Regions from separate parts of the Homo sapiens genome. Here region 2 is linked to region 1. A link is a contact called in ENCODE Hi-C or POLR2A ChIA-PET data. All regions are on one chromosome and are shown on one strand. Each heading gives the region's core, a stretch centred on a gene start or an enhancer-like site at or near the end of the contact. The rest is flanking DNA. Distances are from core to core; before and after follow the strand shown.

Region 1 (3,748 bases), core at 757-3,256:
CATTCAGCAGGCACAGGCTATTCTCTGAGGCAGCCAGGGTCAGGGGGTCTGAAAGCACTGCCTTGGGGATACCTGCCTACCTTGGGTCACAGTGACAGTGGCTGGACCATGCAGTTCCCCCAGCCCTCTACTCATTCTTCAGGTTGGAGCTTAGGATTGTCTCCTTCAGGTTGCCTTTCCTGACTGTGCTACTGCGTTCCCCTCCCCCACTAGAGCACACATCACCCTGTGTGGCAATTCCCTGTTTACATGTCTTGTTTTCCCCACTAGACCATAAGCCACAAGGGGGAGGGACTCTTGTCTTATCCGTCGTCATTATTCCTGCTGCTTATTGAAGGTGTTGCCTGCCACAGAGAAGACCTCAGTAAATATTTGTGGACTGAGTGAGTGAATGAATGAGTGAATGAACACTGCAGGATGGTTTGTCTCAGGTGACAGTCCACTAGTGTCTGCCTGAAGCTCTGTGTGTAGAGGGATTCTCTGGATGCAGAGGTTAGGAGTGCTGGGATCTATTGGACACATCTGCCATGTGCTCTGGAGGAAAGTATATCACAAGGATCAATTAGTGATGTCTGTTCCCGGTACTTATTGGGGAGTGGCTGCACTCATCAAGGAGCTGTGCCTCTGCCTCAGAGCGAGGCTGTATTCAAGATTTTGGTGGTGGTTGTTGGAATGACAGCGCCTGCCACGTGCTGTAGCCCTGTGCCGCAGGGAGCCCTTGGGGTGTCTGCTGATCTCTCTCCATCTCTCGTTCTAGCTGTCCCTACCTGGCTCGCAAGCTGACCCTTGCCATCCCCATCATCGCTGCCATCCTCTTCTTCTTCGTCATGAGCTGCCTGCTGCAGACAAGCTTCACCGACCCTGGGATCCTGCCCCGGGCCACTGTCTGTGAAGCAGCCGCCCTGGAGAAACAGATCGGTGAGGTTTCTACTCCCAGCTGAAGCTGGGTCTCCATAGCTCCACATTCCCTGACTTGGGAGGAGGCCTGGTTTTCTCTTCCAAAACTATACTAGGAACTGGGGATGCAGTCGTGAGCAAGGCAGGCTGGAGCTGACACTGGCACAGAGGGAGACAGATGATCAACAAGTGAGCAAATAAGTAAGCAAGAAATGCTGGCCAGCCAGCAAAGGCCCCGATGGCAGCCAGCGTGGAGCTGAGTAGTTCCTGGGGGCTAGGCACTGTTTTAAGCTCTTTATATGCATGATCTTATTTAATCCCCCAGTAATCCTATGAGGTAGGTACTGTTGTCATTCTCCTTTTACTGATTAATTAAATCAAGGCAAAAGAGGGTCCAAGATCACAAAGTAAGTAGAAGAGCTGAGATGAGACCTCAGTCTAGAGCACCTGCTCTTAAACATTCATATACACTTATTCATTCACTCATCAAACATTTATTGACCCCCTACTATGTGCCAGGCACTTTTCTAGATGTGATACAGCAGTGAACAAAACTGACAATAGTCCCTGTCCTCATGGAGCTTGACAGTTGAGGAGGAGGAAAGAGACAATAAATAACAAATAATTAAATATCTAGGATATCAGACAGAGAAGAAAGGAGGGAAGGAGGATGAAGGCTACAGGGAGGGTGTGTGATTTTACATAGGGTGGCCAGGGAACATCTTGTGAAGGAGGTGACATCTGAGCAAAGAAGCACCGGCCTGAACAGATGAGGGCTTGACGGTGGGGTTATCTAGGGAAGAGCCCAGTAGGTGTTGGGGAGTGGGCTAGTTTAGGTCAGGTGGTCAGGGGAGACCTCTAGGAGGAGGCGGCACTGGAGATGAGTGTGGTAGAAATACGGGGATCTGGGAAAAGTAAGGCCAAAGCCCAGAGTGGCAAACAGCCTGGGCGTGTGTGAGGAACGGCAGTGGCTGGAAAGACCCTGTGCTCCCAGGCAGCCCAGGTGGCCCTTGATTCCTTTCAGACTGCTGTGTGGGTTCCGGGGTGGCGGGGTACTGGGCCAGGTCCCTAATCTCAGCTTGCTGCACCCCAGCTCTTCCTGCTGAGAAGTGACGTGGCTACTTGCACACCTCGGGGGTTTCCGGTCCGTGGTTAGCTCCTTCCCCTAACAGCATGGTGTTCACACAGGCTTTTAAACACCCAGCTGGCCCTGAAGACATCTAGTGGCCTGTAAATGTCAGAGCCCTGCTGCATCCATCGCTAGAAATCATTTCACTAATACTCTGTGCAGCAGGGAGGGAGGGAGGGCGAGCAGCTGGAGAGGATGTTCTCTGGGCTCTGTCTGCTCTTTGTCTCATTCCTCTGCCCAGCCCCATCCTCAGCCACGCCTGCGAGGGCCACCTCCTCTCACCTACATCCAGCGTCCTACCCCTTCAAACTCTGGGTCCCTGGCCACTCCTTCAGGATCCCACGGTCTGACCTGGGCTGGCCCACCTGGCAGCTGGGGAGGCCCAGCTGTGCCCCGTTCTTCCTCCCCTTCTGGTCAGGGCTAATCATGAGGCAGGATTATTGTCCAGCTCAGCCGGACCCAGAGGTCTGGCTGCCTGGAATCCTCGGCCTCCTGTGAGCTGCGTGGATCACAGTGACAGCAGTAATCCCCTTCTTGGAAAGAGCTTGGCCGTGTGCTGAGTGCTTTCCATCTATTATCCCCACAAATCTTCACAACAGCCCAGTGAGGGCGACCCTGTTAACCAATTGTACTGATGGAGAAACGGAGGCAGGTGATCACAGGGCCAGGATAAAGAAGCAGAGACAGAGTGTGTGCCTTTCACTCCCAAACCCCTTGCTTTCTCTTCTGAGATGGCAGCAGGGACACATCTCCTTCATCCTCTTCTCCACTTGTTTCCTGTGCTCTGGGAAGCCTTCTTGACCCCAGTTGGGCCAGGCCTTCCATTGCACATTCCCAGAGCACCTTCTCCTTCCTTCTCTGAACCTGTGCTGCAACGGTGGTCATTACAAAATCATCCTTTCTGCTGGCCTGTGAGGGCATGGAATTCCAGCATCTTGTTCACCTTGTCGCCATGTAGAAGGCTCAGTGACGTTGGCTAAATGAGTAAATGAATGACTGAAGAATAGGTGAGCTTCTGTGAAGGCCCTCCTTGCTCTGTCAGGGTGACAGGTGAGGAAACAGTCAGGACATCTCCCAGTTGGGCATCATGGGTTTGTTCATTTGTGTGTTAATTCTATATGCTGACCCCTGACAGCAGAGTGAAGGCAGGTGGGGGCCAACAATGAATCTGATAGGAGCTTACTCTCATGGGTTCCAGACAAGTTGGCCCCAGGTGGGAGCCCTGACCAGCCACTGCCAGTGAGATCAGGCTTTAGAAGAGGGTCAGAGGAGTCAGGAGCATCTTCTGCCTGGGGGACTGGAGAAGCTTCCTGGAGAAGTGATGCTTGAGCTAAGTCTTTAAGTTTGGGTGGAATTCAAGCACAGGAGCTGTGCGGAGGCAGCCCTTCAGGCAGACAAAGCTGAGGGAAGAGAGAGTGGCAGAGGGAAGGAGGAGGGATGGGAACGGGCCACTGAGCAGGCCACGTTGGCTAGAATATGAGGAGCACTTCAGATAGTTAGGGATATTAGAGATATTCCAGTTGGAAGGATGGGGTGGAATCAATCTTGTAGGGCGCTGAATGTCCCTAAGACTTTTCTTGGCGAACAGGTGCAAAGTGCAAAAGTGGCATTTTGGAGGCCTTTGAATTCTCAAACTTGAATAGAAGCCAAATTTTTGGGTGTGACCAGGAGACTTCTAACTAATTAAAGTAAAACATATTTCCCAGGGCTGGCACAGTGGCT
Region 2 (3,568 bases), core at 605-3,104, 1.8 Mb after region 1:
GGCTCATTTCTATAATCCCAGCACTTCGGGAGGCTGAGGCGGGCGGATCACTTGAGATCAGGAGTTCGAAACACAGCCTGGCCAACATGGCAAAAACCTGTCTCTACTAAAAATACAAAAAGTAGCCGGGCATTGTGGCACACACCTGTAATTCCAGCTACTTGAGAGGCTGAGGCAGGAGAATCGTTTGAACTGGGGAAGCAGAGATTGCAGTGAGCCGAGATCGTGCCACTGCACTCCAGCCTGGGTGACTCTGTCTCAAAAAAACAAAACAAAACAAAACAAAAACAAAAACTGCAAGGGGGGTGAGGTGACTCATGCCTGTAATCCCAGCACTTTGGGAGGCCAAGGTGGGAGGATCACTTGAGCTTAGGAGTTTGAGACCAGCCTGGGCAATATAGTGAGACCCTGTTTCTACAAAAAATTTAAAAATTAGCAGGGCGTGGTGGCACACGCCCGTAGTTCCAGCTACTCAGGAGGTATAGGTGGGAAGACTGCTTGAGCCTAGGAGGTTGGAGGTGCACGGGGCCAAGACTGAGCCGCTGCACTTCAGACTGGGCGACAGAGAGAGAACCTGTCTCAAAAAAAAAAAAAAAAAAAAAATTCCCTCCTGAGTTTGAAGATAAAGCAAAGATTCTAGAAGCATTTAAGGAACATTAACCAAGCATCTCATTTGCTACGCACAGAAGGGTACTGTATTAAAATTATGATCTAACTAACCATTGCCTCACTGTAATCCTAAGCCTCTTTGAACCTTAGCCTTCTTAAATGTAAAATAGGAGTTTTTAAAAGATGATCTTTTGGGACTCTTCCATCACTGACATTCTTTTATTTGAGATGCAGAGATCTGTGCTCATTCAGGGTTGAGTGGAATGGGATTTAAAGCACTTATCAAGTACATAACTGAGTTCCAACTGTTTTCAACTTCACATCTGATTCCCAAGAATGAAGCAGAAAATGAAGATGTTTGCATATGGGCTTCCTAGATTGAGTATCTGACACAAGAAAAGCTTGCCAAGAGCCAAGTAGGCAGTGCGAAGGAGAAGTTGTCTTCCCCTGAATACGTCCTTTATCTCTCTGGGTTCAGGGAATACTGTGAAAAAATGGATCACTAAATCTTTTCCAAACCCTTTCCCTTTACTTTGTAGGCTGATCTCATATCCATGGTCCCTTAGATCCAAGGCTTTTAGGAGCTTGGGTACTCACAGCCCTGTTCCGAGACTCAGGAACTCGGAGTCTCAAAGCCCGGATCCCGTCCCCAAAGAAGCCCCAGTCTTCACTGCCCGCTTCTGTTCCCTTCCAAACTCAAGTTTTCTCTGTCTGCTTCTGCCCCTCAGGAACCTAAGTCTTCGCTGCCCCGTTTCTGAATCCTTAGGAGCCCGGGTCTTCACTGTCCCGCTTCTGCCTCTTAGGAGCCCAAGTCCTCACCGCTCCACTTTTACCTCTCCGGAGCCTGTGTCTTCACGCCCCGTTCCTTTCTGACCCTTTCCTCGTAGGAGTGCGGGTCCTCATAATCCTGCTCCTCTCAGACCACTTTCCCTCAGATGCCGGAGAACTCGCATCCGTCCCCGTTCCCTAAGTCCCGTCTTAGAGCCCGGGTCCCCACAGCCGCGTCTTCTCCGAGCCTGATCCTCTCAGTCAGTCCCTTCCCAAGAGCCTGAATCCTCACAGCCCCGTCTCGTCCACAACCTGGTCCTTCGAACACTGACCCACTGTAGGTCTGGGTCCTGACTCCCTCCTCCCGCTCTTGTTCCTCAACTGCCAGGGCCCAAGACTCACAGGCAGCAGCGTCTATCTCCCCATGATATGCAGAGACTGCCCCAGTGAAGCGTTCGTCTCAGCAGCCGGTCCGACTGCGCGGCCCTCCCCGACTACTTCCGGCACCGCTCCCCGCCTCCAACCCGGAAACGCGCGGCTCTTCCGGCCGGCGGGCGCGCGCCTCGCTTGCGCAGGCGCAGACTGCCCTCCGACACGTGGTGGCGATATTGAGCTGTGTGTAGGTACACCCTGCAGCTTGCGCTTTTAACTGCTTGTGGTTGAGTGGCAGCATGAGCGAGCTCTGCGTATTCCAACCCGGCGTTAAGAATCCTTCACTAGCTTTTCTTCCCGACGCTGCTTATTTATCTATCGGTAGCATGACGGGTAATTGACGCCCTCGGATGGCTTTGAGGTCGCCATTTTTGGTTGGTGCCTTTGTCTTGGTGTCAGGACTGGGATATCATCTGGGACACATTACCCCACAGGTATCCTGTTGGACCTCAACGAGGAAGTTGGCAACAGAGGAACCAGGAGATGAGAGAGATCGGTTGGTTGTGCCTGTGAACTGGCAATTCAGTAGTAACAATTGAGTGCTTACTGTTTGCCGGGAATTGTGCTAATCCGCTTACCTCCGTTACGCCATTTAATCATTTAGAGGAGACCTGTGAGAGATTAAGCAAAGTTCTAGCTAATAAGTGCAGAGCCTCAGCTTGAACTCAGAACTCACTACTAAGCCAAAGCCTGTCCTGTAGCATTCTCTAATGCTTTCAGTTTTTCGGCTGTCAGATGCTTGGTGAGAACTGCTGTTATGTGGCTCACGCCTGTAATCCCAGCACTTTGGGAGGCCGAGGAGGGTGGATCACGAGGTCAAGAGTTCAAGACCAGTCTGGCCAAGATGGTGAAACCCCGTCTCTACTAAAAATACAAAAAATTAGCCGGGCGTGGTGGCATGCGCCTGTAATCGCAGCTACTCCGGAGGCTGACGCAGAGAACTGCTTAAACCTGGAGGGGCGGAGGTTGCAGTGAGCCGAGATCGCGCCACTGCACTCCAGCCTGGGCGACAGAGCGAGACTCTGTCTCAAAAAAAAAAAAAAGAGAACAGCTGTTATTTTTTACTGTATGCTGGAATGTTAGGCATGCAAGTAAGACCCAATTCCAGCATCTGTAAGGTTCACAGTAAGATGGAGAAGAACCCACAAACACACCAAAAATTGTATAAAGAGCTGTGACAGGCCAGAGTGAGCCACATAGAAATTAGGAAGAGGTGCCCAGATTGGTGCGGCATCCTGCCCTGTCTTTATATCTTCCTAATCCTCATCCTACCACGTTCCCAGTCCACCCTCTACACTGCCACCCAATCCAAATTCTCAGATTCAAGTCCTCATGAACATTGGGCTCTAAGCTGTATTCCTAGCCTTATTTCCTTGCCACTGCTCTCCATTCTTTTTAGGGTCCGGCATACCACTTTTTGTTGTTGAATGCCTATACATCTTTTTTAAGACCCAGGTTGAATGTATATACGTTCATTTGACAAGTGTTTGAGTCTCATTGTGTGACAAGCCTTTTGCTATGTGCTGAGTACATAACTGGTGGCTAAGACGGATGATCTCTGTCCTTAGAAAGTTTGCAACCTAGAGTGGGAAACAGACCATTAGCAACTGCACAAAAGGGTGATAGAAGAGAATACTGGAATAAGCCAGACTTATCTAGCTGGCTGATGGCCTGAGCCATGGTCTTCAGTAAGGAAAACACTTACTCAAGGACCAAGATGGCCAAGGTGGCTGGAGCTTTGGTAACCGGGAAAGACAAT

The links. A loop is a pair of places that touch in the nucleus more often than their neighbours do. ChIA-PET counts read pairs that join two places held with the same protein, here RNA polymerase II (POLR2A). Pooled maps may share reads with other maps.
Region 2: a pooled map shows a loop between it and region 1 (4-fold over the local background). The contact joins the promoter of TAF12 here to the enhancer-like site in region 1. A Hi-C loop is called at or near these places in 1 of 50 pooled maps. POLR2A ChIA-PET finds 5 or more read pairs at or near these places in 2 of 52 experiments (OCI-LY7 and activated naive CD4-positive, alpha-beta T cell).

Annotation. Positions count from the first base shown.
Region 1 is chr1:26,831,690-26,835,437 of GRCh38, forward strand. ZDHHC18 (zDHHC palmitoyltransferase 18) reads left to right here. Exons shown (of 8, transcript NM_032283.3): 2 at 758-918. Among named protein-coding and RNA genes, the nearest start is that of ZDHHC18, 6.9 kb to the left of the region's middle. RefSeq lists an enhancer at 2,040-2,139. Within about 2 kb of position 2,007, at least 13 of the 41 ENCODE cell types and tissues checked have a DNase peak (open chromatin) inside an H3K27ac peak, as active enhancers do; they include OCI-LY7, where a contact is called at or near this core.
Region 2 is chr1:28,641,213-28,644,780 of GRCh38, forward strand. TAF12 (TATA-box binding protein associated factor 12) reads right to left here and starts at 1,855. Exons shown (of 6, transcript NM_005644.4): 1 at 1,780-1,855. TAF12-DT (TAF12 divergent transcript) reads left to right here and starts at 2,044. Exons shown (of 2, transcript NR_146730.1): 1 at 2,044-2,551. RefSeq lists a silencer at 3,405-3,568.